3 separate regions of the Homo sapiens genome follow, and all the other regions are linked to region 2. A link is a contact called in ENCODE Hi-C or POLR2A ChIA-PET data. All regions are on one chromosome and are shown on one strand. Each heading gives the region's core, a stretch centred on a gene start or an enhancer-like site at or near the end of the contact. The rest is flanking DNA. Distances are from core to core; before and after follow the strand shown. Region 1 overlaps PHEX (phosphate regulating endopeptidase X-linked). Region 2 overlaps PHEX (phosphate regulating endopeptidase X-linked). Region 3 overlaps PHEX (phosphate regulating endopeptidase X-linked).

Region 1 (2,903 bases), core at 356-2,855, 85 kb before region 2:
TCATCTTCATGCCTGTATATACTAATCATCAGGAAATATAAATTCCCTTCCTCCAAGAAAGCTGTTCTATTGTTTTTTGGGGGGTTTTTAACCCAAAAATCTTTGGCTTTGTTTTTTCCTGGGATAGGGTACTAATGAGTATGTCACGAAGGATCAGGAATATTAACTAACGATCTTTTATTGAGCACTTGCTTTATGTCAGGCCTTGTGCTAGTGCTCCACATTGCTTTGCTCACTTAATTCTTACAACAAATCCATGAGTTCAGAAACATTGACCCGTTTCACAGATGAAGATGCTGAGACTCAGGAACATTAAGTAACTTGCCCAAGTTCATAAAACTAGTTGAACCTAGATTTGGACCCATGTCTGACTCTAGAACCCCTTTCTGCTATGCTTTTCTTGAAGCAACATATACTCCAGATGAATTTTCACAGTGTGAAAACCCCTGCACTATATAGAGATACATAGAAGCACCCATTTTAGGTCTTCTCATGTCACAGTTGTAGATATTTAAAAATATATAGGCAGAGAAATGGCTGTCCAGGACACTGATAAAAGAGCTAGACACCATTCAAGGATACAGACTCTGGTTTCTCTGCCTGAATGAGCAGTGGTCTCACTTGGGCTGAGCATGGTTTAAGAACCAGGAGAACCAAGTCAGTGTTTATAAACATTCCCTTTAAAAGAAGCACATGGATTTTTACCTAAATTCATCTACAAGTATAATAGATTTGAGGCATAGCAAGGATTTAGGTATTTTTCCAGCCCTAGTAATATATCAGGAAAAAGTTCATGCCTGGTTAAGGGATGACCAGGCCCCAACCCCAAAGATTCTGATTCAGCAGGTATGGGGTAGGACTCAAGAATGTTCCCAAGGAAGACAGATGCTGTTGATCTTGTAAACACGCTTTGAGAACCAATGGTTTAAAGCAAGCTAATGTCCAAATGAGGAAAAATGAACCACAAGGTGCCCCCCTTAGCCACAGTTGTACTCACATTTAAGCCAGCTTTCTTCCAATAATAGTTGCTATACTGGTTAATCATGCATTTTGTTTTTTCCTTAAACTTTTCTTCTGATTCAGTAGACCACCAAGGATCCAGGTTTCCATTTTTATCATATTTTCTACCTAGCAAAAGGAAAAGTTCGAAGACATTTGTGTTATTTATGGAAACTAAATTCATCTTTCCTTTCCCTCACCTCGACAAGCCTTCAAAAAGCAGTCATAACAGCAGGGAACACTCTTCCTGAGATCAGCTCCTGCATTCTCTCCAATGTCACAGGTTAATTGTAAAAAGGGCAAAAAGGATAAAGACAATTGAGGAAGTTCTTTCCTTCTAAGGAACAAAGAGCACCTTAAAAATGAGATTCATCAATTTATTACATATACTAGTCTTATTCAATCTTGGATTCTGTGTCTTCACCTGATTTGACCCAAAGTGTTCACTGGATTATGAAATAAAATGGCTTCATTCAGAAAGCCCATGGAGGCAATCAGAGCATTACTACCAGTGAAATTCCAAATGATCCATAGGAATAGCCCCAGTGAGTCATCCATACTGTGCGATCATAGACCCTGACTCAGCCCTATAGGAACCTGTTTCCTCCAAGTTGCCAGGAGCTGAAAGACACATAAAACCTCTGTTATGATTCATTCCACAGCCACTAGTGTGGACGGAAGGCCCATCTGTCCTGCTTAGACAGGGAAGATTGCTCTAAAAAGAAAACTTGGAATAAGAATGAAAATCTCCAAAACACAATGGGAAGAAAGATTACACATGCTTTCTTGCTATGTGCTCACTCTTCATTTTCTCTACAGCCTTTGAAACAAAATTTGGATGCTGCTAGACTGTCTTCTATATTCAGGGTTACTATGAGAATCAGAGGCATCGTTTAAATTTAATTATACAGAGAGCTTACAAAAAAGTCCCGTAAGTAAAGTTGTTAATTGGAACAATCCAAAACTCTTCAGCAAGGCTACATACTACTAACACCACCCCCTGGGATAGTATGGAGTCACTGTCCTCTACCCACTAACCAACCAATCATTAAATAGGTACCGGGCATGTACTTATATGTGCAATGCACTGTTCTAAGCATTGGTTACAGAGTGAAATTGCCACCATTAGATTCAGTCCTTTGAGAAAGACTCCAGAAGGTTCTGGGGAGGAACTGTACTTAAATTTCCTATCAAGAGAGGTCCAGAACGAAGAAAGGACTATTAGCTTTTTTTTTTCTTAGCTAAGACTCTCATCTCAGATAAACCAAACACCCAAAGGCAGAAAGTCTAGCTCTGCAGAGTCAGATAACTACAAGTCAGCCACATTTATAACTACAAGTCAGCCACATTTTAACAGAGAAGGGAAGACCAGGGGAGCAAAAAATCTAGGTGATTAAGGAAGGGCTGGTGGGAGTACAGGAAGACTTTTCTAGAAGAGCCTAAGTGTCTCTGGCCCTGGGGTAGGCATCCAGGAAGGATGTTGGAGATACTACAGGGATGGAAGAAAGAGGTCCCCTTCTATATAACGTTGCCTTAGGGCAGCTGGTTCCTGAGACTGCCTGTAAATCACTGTGTGGGTATGGATGTGATAGTAATTTGCTACTAATCCGTAAGTTTCAGAGATTTCATGTGGCCTTCCGATAATACTCCAAAGTTAAAGGAGAAAAGAGTGCTGATTAATGATGATGAGGACTCTCAAAGGAAGCCATTTCTTTAGTTTATGTCATATTCTGCTTTTTCTTTTTGCTTAAATGTCATCGGGATACAAAGCATATCCTATTATATAAATTATCAGGAAAGTATAGACTTTAAAATAATCAGAATAGGCCAGGCGCGGTAGCTCATGCCTGTAATCCCAGCACTTTGGGAAGCTGAGGTGGGCAGATCACGAGGTCAGGAGATCG
Region 2 (2,937 bases), core at 289-2,788:
GTGGTCATTCCCCGTCCTTTGGGCCCTCTTTATGAGTAGCAAAGCAGGCTGTAGCAGGGAGAGAATGCTCTTGGCCAAAATGCAGGAGGCTGCAGTTGGAAGTCAGGCAGGTGTGCTGTGAAGTGGTAAGGACAAGACAGGGGTTCCCAACCCTTTTCACGCAGCAGAATCACCAGGTAAAACACAAGGCACTGAGCCCTACTCCCAGAGCTCAGCAGGTGGGGATGTGAAAATTTGCATCTCTAATGAGTTCCCAGGGACCACTGCTGCTACTGGTCTGGAACCACACCTTGAGAACCACCAGGCTCCGGATATAAGCAGAGCCCTGACCGCATACCTGGGAGAAGTCCAGTACCTAGGCCTGGTAGAGCTTAGAGACAAAGCCAAAGAAGTGGGCTACACCTCTGTTTCGCCCTCTGCAAGAAAACTCTCACCACCTCACTCAAAGCCTGTGTGTGAGAGTCACATGCCAATAAATTTAGGACCATTCAGCCGACTTCTCTGCACCTGCTGTGGCCAAGGTTAAGGCCACTCCCTCAGAGCATCATTAGGATGCCACCTCCCTGTGAGTCCCATCCTGCTATTTTTCTTTGGATGTGACCTGACAAACTTAGGTCCCAGGGGCAAAGAGCACAAACAAACAAATAATTCCGAAGGGATCCAGCTTTTTGGCTATATAGTCAAATCCAGCTGGAGATAAGCCAAGCTCAGGAAGTTGCTCCTCCTGATCTGACGCTCTCCTGCCAGGTCTCAGTCAGAATCCTGATGTAGCGACCTTGAGATCCTCCTCTTCTACTCTGGCAAGGGCAAATCCTCCAGAAGACACCCCTAAAATCATTATTTTATCACCTGACACTCATTCAACAGCTGTGGTCACCAGAAAAATAACAGATGCCCTGTCCTTTGCTGCTTATTTACAATAAGAGCACATGCTTGCAGGGAACAGAGAATCCTAAACAAAAAGCGGTGCTTATTTCACGATACTAAATTTCCACTTGAAACCTACACCATCAGTTTCACAATACAAAAACTACTCGTGACCTCTTAAGAGATGAGCAGGAAAAGGCAGGGAGACAGAGAAAACAAATTTACCCTTCACGGGAGCAGAGGCATCCTCATTTATCTTTTACAGTGAACACCCCTAGCAAAGAGTACAACAAAGCCACATCCACACACTTCCATTTTGAGACGAGGTCATTGCTACAAAAGCCAAGGTATTAGGCCTCAGAACACTGCAGCTTTCTGTACCTGCCCGGTTCAGGAGGTCGGTCACTATGGAATGCTGAGGTTAACACTTCTTAGGAGGCTCTGTAATTAGCTGCGGTCCAGAGCTTCATGGTGAGGGAAAGAAAAGCTTCTCCCTTTCACAAATCAGAACATTTTTCCAGCTTTCCCAATGGGTTGCCAAGTGACTCAGCATTGGCCCAGTGTGGGCACTATTATTGATGAGAAATCTTCCGCCTGGGTGATACACTGCATACAACACATGCCCAAAGAACAGTGCCAAGTCATACCAGGAAGAGCAGGCGAGTTATTCACCTCCACTTCAAATGCAGGCAAATCCTTTCTTAATGCAGGGGCTACTCAGTATCAGAAAGACAAAACCCTAAGATAGTGGGAGATTTCCATCTAAGATTCAAGGAATTATTAGGCAAAGTCTCTCCTTTCTTGTTGACTATTAAAAGGCAATCAAATCGAGGACAGCAGAGAAAAAGGGCAAGAAATTTTTTTTTTTTCAAAAACAACGCCGGAGTAGAAAGCTGCATAAAAGCTTTCAACGCCGCTAGTGTTCTTTGTGAGTACCACGAGCTCCACCCAGAGGTCATTTTAAGAACTGCATGTTCATTTAATTTTGAGGGGAAAAAAAAAAAAAAAATTTACATCTTCTGGGGTCCAGGAAAGGACCCACTTCAAAGAACTGCTGAAATTGCTTCAACAACATCCATCTTTCTTGCATTTCGTTAAAGAAACTTCTCTGAACTCTGAAATGCAAGATACAGTCGGGGAACTTTGTGAGATCCAATTTGCCTTTGATATTTGTACCTGTCGTGGAACTAGCAGAGTTCCTGGCAGGTTGAACTCAGCTCAAAGAAAGCAGAGTGTTCAAAGAACGCTTTTAGAAGAAAAACTGACAGCTCTCATTGAAATAAAATAGAAGACTGGAGAGCAACTCGGGAGGCAAACAGGAACATGTCTAATATTAGAAGAACTGAGAATAGTCCTGCTTCAAGAAGGACCCATGGGCCACTTGCCGAGAAGGGCCAACTGTGAGGCACCCACTCCCTTATGCCACTCAGAAGAGCTCCCTGAGGCAACTGCAATCCACACTGCTCAAAGAACTGACTGCACTTCCCAGAACATTCCCCTGGCATCCAGCTATTCATAACACATTACCCCCAACACCTATACATACACACACACTCCACCCCACCCTCCACCCTGGTGGTCCTGTACTAATTCATGCAAGCACCTCTTCGGTTCATGTGGGGTCAGGCGAGGATAAAGAGCCCTTAATACACTAAGCGCTCAACTGCCCAGGGCAAGACACATCCTGTTCCACATACCACAAGCTAGCTCAGCAAATAAATGAAGCCTTCATAAAACAACAATATGTTGGTGTTGAAAGTTGTCTACCATCTGGAGAGTTTCCCATCACAGCCCATGTGCTCTTGCCTTCATCAGCCTGTGCCTTATGTGACTGAGGACAGCTTTGACAGATTTTTGAAGGGGAAACAAAAAATCAAACCTACTCTTTGTCTTCCTCCAACGCTGCCTTGCCACCCACCATCCCAGTTCTTCCTTCATTATAAACACTGAACAAACGCCTTTTCACATCTACTGACAAAAGTATCTATGGCAATGTTTATCCATCTCCAGTACCATGAGTTTAAAGCACTAGAAAATATCCTTGCTAAAACTCTACGTGTTCTCATTTCA
Region 3 (3,205 bases), core at 225-2,724, 76 kb after region 2:
ACCTGTTGTTATGGTTTGGCTCTGTCTCCACCCAAATCTCATCTCAAATTCTAATCCCCGCATGGGTGGTTCAGTGGCAGAATTCTCAAATTGTAATCCCCATAATCCCCACGTGTTGAGGGAAGAACGTCATGGGAGGTGATTAGATCATGGGGGCATTCTTCCCCCATGCTGTTCTCGTGATAGTGAATGAGTTCTCAAGAGATTTGATGGTTTTATAAGGCAGTTTGCCCTGCTCTTGCTCACTCTCTCTCACCTGCTGCCATGTAAGACATGCCTCCTTCCCCTTCCGCCATGATTTTCAGTTTCCTGAGGCCTCCCTAGCCATGCAGAACTGTGAGTCAATTAAACCTCTTTCCTTTACAAGTTACCCAGTCACAGGTATTTCTTTATAGCAGTGTGAAAACAGACTAATACACCTCTCTAAGCCACAGTTTGCCCAATCGTAAAACAGGAATAATATCACCTTCCTAGTTTTCAGGGCTTTTACCAGGCAGTAAAGGTCAAATGGCCCAAATCTAATCCTGGCTCCATTGCATATCAGCCGTGTGACCTTGGGCTAGTTATACTGCTTGGTGCCTCTGTCTTCTCATCTGTAAAATGCAGATAAATCTTACATCTTCCGTGTTGGGAGCTCAGTTCAGAGTCCAATAAATGATAACTAATGATATTATTAAATAAGGTCACCTCAATAAAGTGCCCAGCCCTGTTAGGTCCTGCCCTATGTGACATATTCTTACAACTTTTTTAATCTATTAAAGGCTCACTTCACAGTAATGAATTATCTCCCCATTAGTAGTAAATCAGAGGAGAAATGGGGATTTTGTCACATTGTAAAGATGCTTGACCCATCCACACCTCAGTCACAGTTGAAAAGTTCTCAGAATTGGGGGTGAGAGCATAGCTAAAACAATCTAATCAGAGAGTCTGGAAATACAAGGATAAAATTTTCAACTCAGTTCCACTATGAATGTTAGCATGCAACCAACTTTTCAATTTTTGTAGGGCTTCCATTCTGCCGTTGACCAATTCAGAGTATGGTAAAGGTAAGGGATTCACGCATCTCTCTAAGGCGCAGGACATCTGAGTCATCTGCTTCTGCTGTGAAATCTGAATGCCCCTGGAATTTCTCACAAAAATCCCATATTCTCAGCTCCATTATTATTCTGGCTTCTGGCAACCAACAGCAGGAACACGTGGACCCTTGGAGAAGCTTCAGGAATTGTTACCACCAAAGCTCACGTGGGTATGCCTCCCAACTGTTACCACCAAAGCCAGCTAGGATTTTTCTTTCCTTTCCAAACAGTCATCCTCTTTCAGGAAGTAGTTTTTCAAAAATATGCAATCCTTCTGAACAACTGCAAAGTAAAATACACTTAAACATACCAACCTTGTAAAACAGGACCTGGGTGTGGGCAGGTGGAAAAGTGTCATTGTGGGTGTATACGTCTTTCTCAGGATGCACATATCCTGTGTTATTAGTCATGCTGAGGAACTTATATTTAGTCAAAGGAACCTAAATTTAGCCCACAATCTTCTAAAGTGAAATGTTTCTTTCCTCCTACAACATTCAAGCTAACTCACAGGAAACTTTTCATAATGTGTGGCAATATTTATGCTACAAAAATGCCCCCTTGTCTGCTTTCCCATTCATTTTTTTCAGCCAATATTCCCATGCATAGCATTTTGCAGGCTATTGCTCCACTTCTCAGAAACCTTAGCATTCCCTGCTGCAAGTCAAAAATCTCACCAATGGATTTCAACATCTCTTATCTCCTGTCATCTCTCACCAAAGGCCCTGTTCATTCCTTCCTTCCAACAAAGCCAAGCTATATATATTGGATCTGACCCTTAGGACTTAGCTCCCAGCACCTCCAGGTTTGCAGTTCCCCTACTCCCTTACTCCCCACCCTTCTAAGTTCAATCAACAGCCCCTGTCTTCAACATTGAATAACAAGCTAGCTCTGTTGTACACCATGTAGTATCTGCTTATGGATAAACACTCTACTTGGTGTATTACTATTTCCAATCATTTGCACTGTTCATAAAAGCTATATCACTTCGAATAAGAATTGACTTTTTTTTTTTTTTTTTTGAGACAGGGCTTTGCTCTCTCACCCAGGCTGGAGTGCAGTGGCACAATCTTAGCTTACTACAGCCTTGAATTCCTGGGCTCAAGCATTCTTCCCTCTCCAACTTCCTGAGTAGCTGGGACTACAGATGTACACTGCCAGGCCCAGAATTGACCTTTAATGCCCTGCTTTCATGATAAGCACATGGCAAGCCTTAGTAATTTCACCTGAAAATATACAGGTTCCAAGGCATAGACAATCATAAAGACTGCATTTAATCAGTTCAAGGGTTGGTACTGGTACAAACTCCAGTTTCATCTAATATCCTCATAAACACATATTAACTGTCAGTAACATGCTCATTACCCCGGGAGTCTAGACAGTGAAGTACTCAAAGATTTGGGCATGAGTGGACCCATGAGGCCACGTAATAGTCAATGCCACTCCAAGCACCTGAATTAAGATGGATCAAGAGGCTGGAGCTAAATAAAACTGCCTTCTTGAATCTTGCTCTAGCAATCCTTACATACACTGGGGTTCTTAATGGTTTTTTCTGCCTACATCTCTTGAGCAGTCTGTTGAAACCTATGGACCATTCTGAGAATAATGTTTATAAGTACATAAAATAAGAAACATAGGCTTACAAAGAAAAACAGGTATTTCAAAACACAGCACAACTTTTTTTACTGTGTGAAATATATATATGTGCTATTTGATTAATTCATTAAATACCAAGCCCTAACTTTGAGTCTGACAACTACTATAATTTTGAAGTAGTGATACGTGTACATAACATTTCAAGATACCTGCAACATCTGCAATAAGGTAGAAAAATAATCATGATTGCTGTTGGTAACAAAGTCACAGGCACTGCTAATAGTACCAGGGTTTGTTGCCTACATTCATAATTAAAGAAAATGCTAAAATTCTGTGAGAGGTTAGTGAAAACAAAGGTGCAATTTTTTCCCATCCAAGTACCTGAATTGTATTGACAGCCCTCTTGTGGGAAGACTGTGGACTCAAGTTAAGGATCCCCTAGGGATAAGAAAGAAGAGAGAACAAAGGGAAATGAGGGCTGTGCACGCTGGCTCACACCTGTAATCCCAACACTTTGGGAAGCCGAGGCAGGTGGA

Evidence for each region. A loop is a pair of places that touch in the nucleus more often than their neighbours do. ChIA-PET counts read pairs that join two places held with the same protein, here RNA polymerase II (POLR2A). Pooled maps may share reads with other maps.
Region 1: a loop to region 2 is called in a pooled map, with 2.3 times the contacts of the local background. The contact joins two enhancer-like sites. A Hi-C loop is called at or near these places in 1 of 50 pooled maps. POLR2A ChIA-PET finds 5 or more read pairs at or near these places in 3 of 52 experiments (GM12878, H1 and IMR-90).
Region 3: a loop to region 2 is called in a map of PC-9, with 12 times the contacts of the local background. The contact joins two enhancer-like sites. A Hi-C loop is called at or near these places in 1 of 168 maps with a recorded cell type or tissue (PC-9) and 7 of 50 pooled maps. POLR2A ChIA-PET finds 5 or more read pairs at or near these places in 5 of 52 experiments (GM12878, OCI-LY7, PC-3 and 2 more).

What each region holds. Positions count from the first base shown.
Region 1 is chrX:22,219,838-22,222,740 of GRCh38, reverse strand. It overlaps PHEX (phosphate regulating endopeptidase X-linked), which reads right to left. Exons shown (of 22, transcript NM_000444.6): 18 at 998-1,128. All of the region lies in intron 9 of PTCHD1-AS (PTCHD1 and PHEX antisense RNA), which reads left to right. Among named protein-coding and RNA genes, the nearest start is that of PHEX-AS1, 48 kb to the right of the region's middle. Within about 2 kb of position 1,605, at least 3 of the 41 ENCODE cell types and tissues checked have a DNase peak (open chromatin) inside an H3K27ac peak, as active enhancers do.
Region 2 is chrX:22,134,977-22,137,913 of GRCh38, reverse strand. All of the region lies in intron 12 of PHEX (phosphate regulating endopeptidase X-linked), which reads right to left. Among named protein-coding and RNA genes, the nearest start is that of PHEX-AS1, 37 kb to the left of the region's middle. Within about 2 kb of position 1,538, at least 12 of the 41 ENCODE cell types and tissues checked have a DNase peak (open chromatin) inside an H3K27ac peak, as active enhancers do; they include PC-3 and PC-9, where a contact is called at or near this core.
Region 3 is chrX:22,059,045-22,062,249 of GRCh38, reverse strand. All of the region lies in intron 3 of PHEX (phosphate regulating endopeptidase X-linked), which reads right to left. Among named protein-coding and RNA genes, the nearest start is that of PHEX, 28 kb to the right of the region's middle. Within about 2 kb of position 1,474, at least 2 of the 41 ENCODE cell types and tissues checked have a DNase peak (open chromatin) inside an H3K27ac peak, as active enhancers do; they include PC-3 and PC-9, where a contact is called at or near this core.